Linked DNA regions of Homo sapiens: region 2 is linked to region 1. The links are chromatin contacts, found by Hi-C or POLR2A ChIA-PET in ENCODE. All regions are on one chromosome and are shown on one strand. Each heading gives the region's core, a stretch centred on a gene start or an enhancer-like site at or near the end of the contact. The rest is flanking DNA. Distances are from core to core; before and after follow the strand shown.

Region 1 (4,010 bases), core at 772-3,271:
TTCACCCAGCATTATATACCATTCAAGGGCCCCGAAGGCCTGAGCCCAGAGTAAGGCATGTAAACATCTTCGTTTGATTTTATTTTCTCATGAGTTTTTTTTTGATTAAAGAATTGGGATGCTTTTTAGAAAGCTATATATCCTGCCTCCTTCCTGTGTACACAATAGGAAACTGAGGCTCAAAGGCACTGACTCCCATGCAGTAATCCTCTCACTAGCACGGCCAGGGCGTCTCAAAGAGCAGGTCTGCGGGAGGATCTGAGGGATGATTTTTTAAGAGTGTCTTCCTGAAGAGGAACATCAGCCCCCAACCCCTGAGAAGCTTACTCCCCAGACACCATCTGTCAGGGCACTCAAAGTTTAGCCTACGACCTTCCAGACGCAGAGGCCGGAGGCAGAGGCTGGAGCTCAGAGGGTCACCTGCTCCCACCGCGGAGATGCCCAGCTGGGCGCTGCCCGGCCTCCCCCGCCGCCCCCGACGGGCCGCGTCCGCTGCCAGGGCGGCCCAGCCCCTCACCCAGGGGCGGCCGCCGCCAGAGCCACCCCCTCCCCGTCCAGGCCCGCAGCCCTCTGGGCAGGCCTTTCTGGGGCTGCCGCACCGTGCCACGGATGCCTTGCTACGTGACCTTGGGGCCGGCAGGGCGGGTCGCCGCCAGGTGTCTGTGCCTCAGTGTCTCCGTTCTGCGAAATGGGAGAGCCGCGTCAGCGCCGCGCCCGGGCCGGGGAAGGCTCCGCGGGGCCGAGCTCTGCGGAAAACGTGCCGGCGGCTACCCCGACGGACGCAGCGCGGGCCCCGCAGGGAGCGAGCGCGCCTCCGGGCGCCCCACCTCGGGGCCGCGTGTGTGCCGGGCCGGGCGTGAGAGCAGCCTCCCTCGCACGGACGGCGGCGAGGCCCGTAGCCCTCCCCCACCGCCCGGGTCAAGACGCGCGGGCCCCCTCCAGGGCGCCCCCACCCCCCGCGCCAACGTCGTAGCGTTTCTGCCCCTTACCGAGATCCCAGGCCGGGCCGCCGAGCCCGGGACACGCAGGCCGTCCCCGGGGCCCCGAGGCCGCGCGTCCGTGCGCGCGCGGGCCGCCCTCACAGGAGCCGGGGCCGCCTCGGCCATGGCCCTGCGCTGTCCGGCCCGGGCCCCCGGAGTCGCCGCCGCTACTGCCGCCGCCGCTACTGCGCGCGGCCCCACGCAGGCCCGGCCGCCCGGCGCTCTCCGCAGGCGGCGCCGGCCCAGCCCTGTCTTCCCCGCCGGGGCTCGCGCGCGGCCGTCGGGCCCCGGCCTGCTCGGGGCGCGCGGGGCGAGCGGGCGCGGGGTCGCGGAGCCCGAGCGGCGGCGTCGGAGCTGGGCGCGCGGCTGTGCGGGCGGCCCGGCCGGCTGCGTCCCGGCGGCGAGCTGGGCCCCGGCCCTCAACGGCGGCCCCCGGCCCGCGCGCCGCCCCTCTGCGGCCGCGGCTGGGACCCCAGCTCCGGCCCCGGCCCCGGCTGCGAGCTGCGCTGCCGTCCCGGCGCCTCTTTAGCAGGGGAGCTGCACAGCAGCTGCCATGTTGCTACAAACTGCATCCTGGGAGGCATGTCCCTCTCAGGCCGTTTAAAGAGAAACACTCCGAGGCTCGTCGGAGGCTGCCGGAACCCAGACAGCTCCATCTACAGCCGGTAGGAGCGAACAGTGTCGAGCGAGCCGCCCGGCGGCGACGGACACGCCCTGAGCCCGGGCCAGCCCGTCGTGGAGCCCGGGCCGAACCGCCGGGGCCTCCCACCCTCCAGGACCCTCCGGCCTCTCACCTGGGGTCCTCGCCTGCCCAGGCACCCTCGGGCGAGGCCGGGAGGCGCGCGGGCGGAGGCGCAGTCGGAGCGCGCAGCCCAGGCGACGTGCTGGGGTCTGGAGGCGGCTTGATTGGCTCCGACAGCCTTCCTCCCGCCGATCCCCTGCGCCTCTCACACCCAGAACCCGGGGTCGTTCCCTTTCAAAACCTGCGCTCACAAAGGGATCTAAGAAACCCGTCACACCAGAGAAAGCCCGGAGTTCATGTGACCAGCTCAGTGCAGCCCGGGTTCCAGGGACGCGGGCTGTGCTTCCAAGGGGAGCCAGGGGGTTGGGTGCTTTTGTGAAATGCCCGAGTGTTGTTTTCGACATGAAAGGACCGAATTCCTAGAATCAGACCCTGCTGGGGCTGGAAGTGGCCAGACGGGTCATTTAGGAGGAAACTGAGGCCGAGTGGGCAGCGACTTGTTTACCCTCAGTCACAGTATGAATGAATGCTCTTTGTAACCATGAGAAGTCCCAAAAGAAATGCAGGAGCTTAGAGTTGAGAACTCCCCTTCCTGGACAGGTCCACTTAAACATGTATTAATTGAATACCTACGAGGTGGCGAGAACTGGGGATGAATTGAAAAGGAAAAAAAAAGAAGAAACTATAGGCAGGCGTCCTGGTTACTAGCGATGAAGCCCAACTGGAACTAACTTAAGTGAGGGAAGACGGCGGGGGGGAGCAGAGGACATTGTGTTTACCTAATGGAACCCCAGGAGTGGAGCTGGTCTTGGAAGGCAACAGGACTCAGTATGCTGGCAGCTCAGATAATGGAAAGTTATGGCCAGACGTGGTGGCTCATGCCTGTAATCCCAGCACTTTGGGAGGCTGAGGTGGGCAGATCACGAGGTCAAGAGATCGAGACCAACCTGGCTAACGTGATGAAACCCTGTCTCTACTAAAAATACCAAAATTAGCTGGACGTGGTGGCGCGGCCCTGTAGTCCCAGCTACTTGGGAGGCTGAGGCAGGAGAATCTCTTGAACCCGGGAGGCAGAGGTTGCAGTGAGCCGAGATCGCCCCACTGCACTCCAGCCTAGGGGACAGATCAAGACTCCGTCTCAAAAAACAAAAAAAAGGAAAGTTACAGATAGAGGTAAGGCCAGAGCTATGCATCCTGTCCCCTCCCTTCCCGGAGGCTAGAGTTCTCACCCAGGTCTTTATGCATTAACTAACATGTGTGCATTCGTAAACAATGCACACTACTGGTTTTGGTATTTTTACATTTTATGTGAATGATATTATCCAGTCCCTATCCTGTTGCAACTTGCTTTTTTCCATGGGTCATTTTGTTTTTGAGATACAGACATGTTTAAACAAGAATATCTGGTTCATTCATTTTACCCACAATATAGTATTTCATTGAATACATAAACTACAGTTTACGTTCCATTCCCCCTAGAGGAATGAGAACAAACCTGCTGCCAGCGACATCTGCATGCATGTCTCATTGTGCACTGCTAAAGTGCGTCTCTAGAGACGCCTAGACATGGGACTCTGGATGGCAAGAGCACCTTCATCTTTCCCCGGCTTCCCGAACTGCTCACTGAAGGGATGGTGCCTACTTACACACCCACTATCGTGTGATTTTCTCTTTCCCCATCCTGGCTCATACTTACTGATAATGGACTCAGAACGTTTGCCGACATGATGACTGTGAAATGGTAGCTCATTATTTTAATTTGTATTTGTATTTCCCTGATTAATGAAGTTGGACATCTTTTCATGTTTACTGACATTTGGTTTCTTCCTCTGTGAATTTCCTCTTCATATCATTTGCCAATGTTTCTGTTGTGAGATCTTTTTCTTATTGGCTTATAGGTATTTCATTAAAAATCTATTCTGGATCTTAATCATATCACCAAACATTTAATGTGATTACTAATACGATTGCATTTAAATCTACCATCTTACTAGTTATTTTCTGTGTGTTCCAGGTGTTCAGTGATACCTCTCTCTCTCTCTCTCTCTCTCCCCAACTGCCTGCTTTGAGGTTGAGGTTTTTTTTTTTAATTCTATTTTTATATTAGTATTCTATTTCTTAGTAATTTCTATTTTTCACCATTCTCTTACTAGTTACATATAATTTTAAATGGTTGTCCTCAGTTTTACAATATACATCTTTAATTTTCTAACAGTCTACATAAATTATGCCACTTCACATATGGTGTGATAACCTTACAACAGGTTATCCCTACCATCTTTTATACT
Region 2 (3,926 bases), core at 823-3,322, 120 kb after region 1:
GGGTAAAACCAGCGGAGGCTGCAGAAGAGCCAATATTGCTGAACAGCAAATGTTGCTCCCTGATCACTCCTCTGGAAGCTTCATCTCAGAGGGGTACCTGGCCGTGTGAGGTGTCAGTCAGCCCCTACTGGAGGGTGCCTCCCAGTTAGGCTACTCAGGGGTCAGGGACCTACATGAGGGGGCAGTCTGTCCATTCTCAGATCTCAAACTCCGTGCTGGGAGAACCACTGCTCACTTCAAAGCTGTCAGACAGGGACATTTAAGTCTGCAGAGGTTTCTGCTACCTTTTATTTGGCTATGCCCTGCCCCCAGAGGTGGAGTCTACAGAGGCAAGCAGGCCTCCTTGAGCTGCGGTGGGCTCCACCCAGTTCGAGCTTCCCAGCTGCTTTGTTTACCTACTCAAGCCTCAGCAATGGTGGGCGCCCCTACCCCAGCCTCGCTGCCGCCTTGCAGATCGATCTCGGACTGCTGTGCTAGCAATGAGCGAGGCTCCGTGGGCGTGGGGCCCTCCGAGCCAGGTGCGGGATATAATCTCCTGGTGTGCCGTTTGCTAAGACCGTTGGAAAAGCGCAGTATTGGGGTGGGAGTGACCCGATTTTCCAGGTGGCGTCTGTCACCGCTTCCCTTGGCTAGGAAAGGGAATTCCCTGACCCCTTGAGCTTCCCAGGTGAGGCGATGCCTCAACCTGCTTTGGCTCATGCTCGGTGGGCTGCACCCACTGTCCTGCCCCCACTGTCCAACAAGCCCCAGTGAGATGAACCCGGTACCTCAGATGGAAATGCAGAAATCACCAGTCTTCTGTGTTGCTCACGCTGGGAGCTGTAGACTGGAGCTGTTCCTATTTGGCCATCTTGGAACCGCCCCCCACTACGACATTTTAAATAGGTGTCTACGTTTTAACTTCTTCCTTATTAGACACTAGGGTAAAGGTTTCATTATTTTCTGAAATCAGCAAATGCTGAGGCTAGAAAGTGGTGGTTCTTAACCCCAGATATAAATTAGAATCACTTGAAGAGTCCATGAAAGTGCCATTTCCCAGGCCTCACACCAGACCAATTAAATCAGAGCATCCAGGGTGGGGCCCAGGCATGATAAAAGCTCCCAGGAGGCTCTAGACTGTAGCAAAGGGCAAGACCCCACTTTAGCAGAGCTTCCAAGAAGCCTCCGTAGCCCAAGTCTCCCTGTTCCCACTCTGCCTCTTCTTATTCATCCTTAGGTGAACCCCAAATATCTAGAGAAAGGTCTCCATTAATTATGAAAGTGTATTTTGCCAAGGACGCAGATGCGTGTCTGTGACACTGACTCAGGGCGTCCTGACAACCTGTTCCAAAGGTGGTAGGGGCACAGCTTGGTTTTATACATTTTAGGGACACATGAGCTATTAATCAATACGTGTAAGATGTACACTCGTTCCATCCAGAAAGGTGGGACAACACCAGGCGAAGGTGGGACAACTGGAAGCTGGGAGGGGGCTTCCAGGTCATAGGTAGAGAAGAGACAAAAGGTTGCACTCTTTTGCATTTCTGATGAGCCTCTCTAAAGGAGGCAATCTGATAGAGATTTATCTCATAATCAGAGGGGTGACTTTGAATAAAATGGGAGGCAGGTTTGCCCTAAGCAGGTCTCAGCTGGACTTTTCCATTTAGCTTAGTGATTTGGGGCCCCCAAGATTGAATTTCATTTCACACTTATGTAGACAGCACTTAAAACTGGACCAGAGGCCGGGCGCAGTGGCTCACACCTGTAATCCCAGCACTTTGGGTGGCCAAGGCGGGCAGATCACGAGGTCAGGACATCGAGATCATCCTGGCTAACACGGTGAAACCTCGTCTGTACTAAAAATACAAAAAATTAGCCAGGCGTGGGGGTGGGTGGCTGTAGTCCCAGCTACTCAGGAGGCTGAGGCAGGAGAATGGCGTGAACCCGGGAGGCGGAGCTTGCAGTGAGCCAAGATCATGCCACTGCACTCCAGCCTGGGCGACAGAGTGAGACTGCGTCTCAAAAAACCAAAACCAAAACCAAAACCAAAACCAAAACCAAAACCAAAACCAAAACCAAAAACAAAACGAAACAAAACAAAAAAACTGGACCAGAACAGCATCTTCCAGGAACAAAGGCTGTTTCAACATTTCCTAGTTGTCTTAATTTTTCCCTTGCCTGATCCAGACATTCTCTCTGGGATGGGGTGGTATTGGTCTTCTATTTCCAAGACAAACCACCAGGATCTATAGCTCAATCAGTAAGCCCTTATAAGGCCAAGACAGTTTGCAGAGGATGAAATGTCAACATGTTAAAGTGTAAGTAAAGTTCTACGTTGTGTTCAGATGTTCCAATTATCAACGGCAATTTTACATCATAGTTAAGCTTTAAAGGTGAACTTCTGCAGAAGGGATCACTGAATTACATCAACCATCTCAAAAACTAGAGGATGTCATGGCGTTCTATGCTTTAGAGAACAAACAGCTTTTTTGACACAAATCTTAAAATTCATAGAGGTTCAACTATACAGCATAGAATTCTGAAGCACAATTCATGATTTTTAGTATCCCTTATACTAATCATGTTTTATGAACCTTTTTAAAAACTACCTTATATTTAATAATTCTTCAGATTTATATAAACAACATAAGTTTATACTTTAGATAGGTTGAAAACATGTTCTGGTAATAAAAGTATTTGAAAGCAGCAAAGTCTTACTATCTTTACATTGAATGGCAGGAAAACACAACAGAGAAGCAGGCACTGAAGACAGAGCCTGGTCAAGTGTAGTGTCACTTGAGGCTCTGTCTAATTTGATCATTTTGCAAATGACACTTTGCTCTACTCCTCTGAGTTGAAAATATTCTGCATCCTGTGACTCTCCTTATTAGTATAAGATGTATGGCCTGAAAAACAGAACTTCTTTTATTTTCAATGATATGTTTCATAATTTCTTACTCATTAAAGCGGATTCTTTTAACAAGAGATGTGAACTTTTTATTTAGTATTTTTTTCCCTCCAAAAAGTGGCACTGGTAACTCAAACGATAAATGCTAGAGGGGATGGATACCCCATTCCCCATGGTGAGCTTATTTCACATTGCATGCCTGTTTCCCAATAGCTCATGTACCCCATCAATATATACCACTATGTACCTACAAAAACTTAAATTTTTAAGAGGTAGCTTTTGCTGTTTCAGTTCCACACTTAGAGCTTTGGCCTAGAACTTGGGTACTTGCCCCTTTCCTGTCCCTGCCCTCCAATACCTTCTGTTAGTAGAAATGGTCTCTTGGGGCAGCCTCCTTCCTGTATCCCCATTACTGTTTCAGCTCCTCTACCCAAGCCCGCCAGCCCTCCAGCTACTCTATAAACAGTCTTCTTCCACCTTAACCTTGCCCTGCAAGTCTGCCTTTTTATGACTCCTTGTACATTTGAAGGCCAGCTTTCCCCTAAAGCCATCCCTCCCCTTCAACTCCCAGAACAGAGGGTGGGGTCACCTTCTCAGTCACATTCTCCATGTTGCCCCCAAGCCCCAGCTCCTCCGCCATCCCTCCCTGCTTCCCTCTCTCAAAGACATCTCCTTCCACCACTCTCTCACCATTCATGTCTTCTCTGATATTTTACACTCCAGAAACATTGGACATTTTTAGAACCAGACTAACAAACCTATTTTCCTCACCGCCCTCTCCTTTTGTCCTCAGGAATGTCAAACACCACGACAGAATAACAATCCTATTTTCCTCACCACCTTCTCCTTTTGTCCCCAGGAATGTCAAACACCATGACAATGTGCTTCCAATGCTAAGGACTTCCAGTGCTAAGAGATTTCCATCTTCACAGCTCTACAAATGTTCACAAACTCTACTCACTGCAGCTCTCAAGGTGTGTGGTGAGACAGAGATTCAGCATTTTCCACCAGTGTCTTCTACCCTGCTTCTTGGTTATCA

The links. A loop is a pair of places that touch in the nucleus more often than their neighbours do. ChIA-PET counts read pairs that join two places held with the same protein, here RNA polymerase II (POLR2A). Pooled maps may share reads with other maps.
Region 2: a loop to region 1 is called in a pooled map, with 2.0 times the contacts of the local background. The contact joins the enhancer-like site here to the promoter of ZNF777 in region 1. A Hi-C loop is called at or near these places in 3 of 37 single-sample maps with no recorded cell type and 10 of 50 pooled maps. POLR2A ChIA-PET finds 5 or more read pairs at or near these places in 4 of 52 experiments (H1, activated naive CD4-positive, alpha-beta T cell and activated naive CD8-positive, alpha-beta T cell).

What each region holds. Positions count from the first base shown.
Region 1 is chr7:149,459,041-149,463,050 of GRCh38, forward strand. It overlaps ZNF777 (zinc finger protein 777), which reads right to left and starts at 2,022. Exons shown (of 6, transcript NM_015694.3): 1 at 1,775-2,022. RefSeq lists silencers at 683-1,042, 1,053-1,132, 1,423-1,492, 1,663-2,002.
Region 2 is chr7:149,579,084-149,583,009 of GRCh38, forward strand. It overlaps the pseudogene ZNF767P. Among named protein-coding and RNA genes, the nearest start is that of TRC-GCA15-1, 3.7 kb to the right of the region's middle. Within about 2 kb of position 2,073, at least 2 of the 41 ENCODE cell types and tissues checked have a DNase peak (open chromatin) inside an H3K27ac peak, as active enhancers do.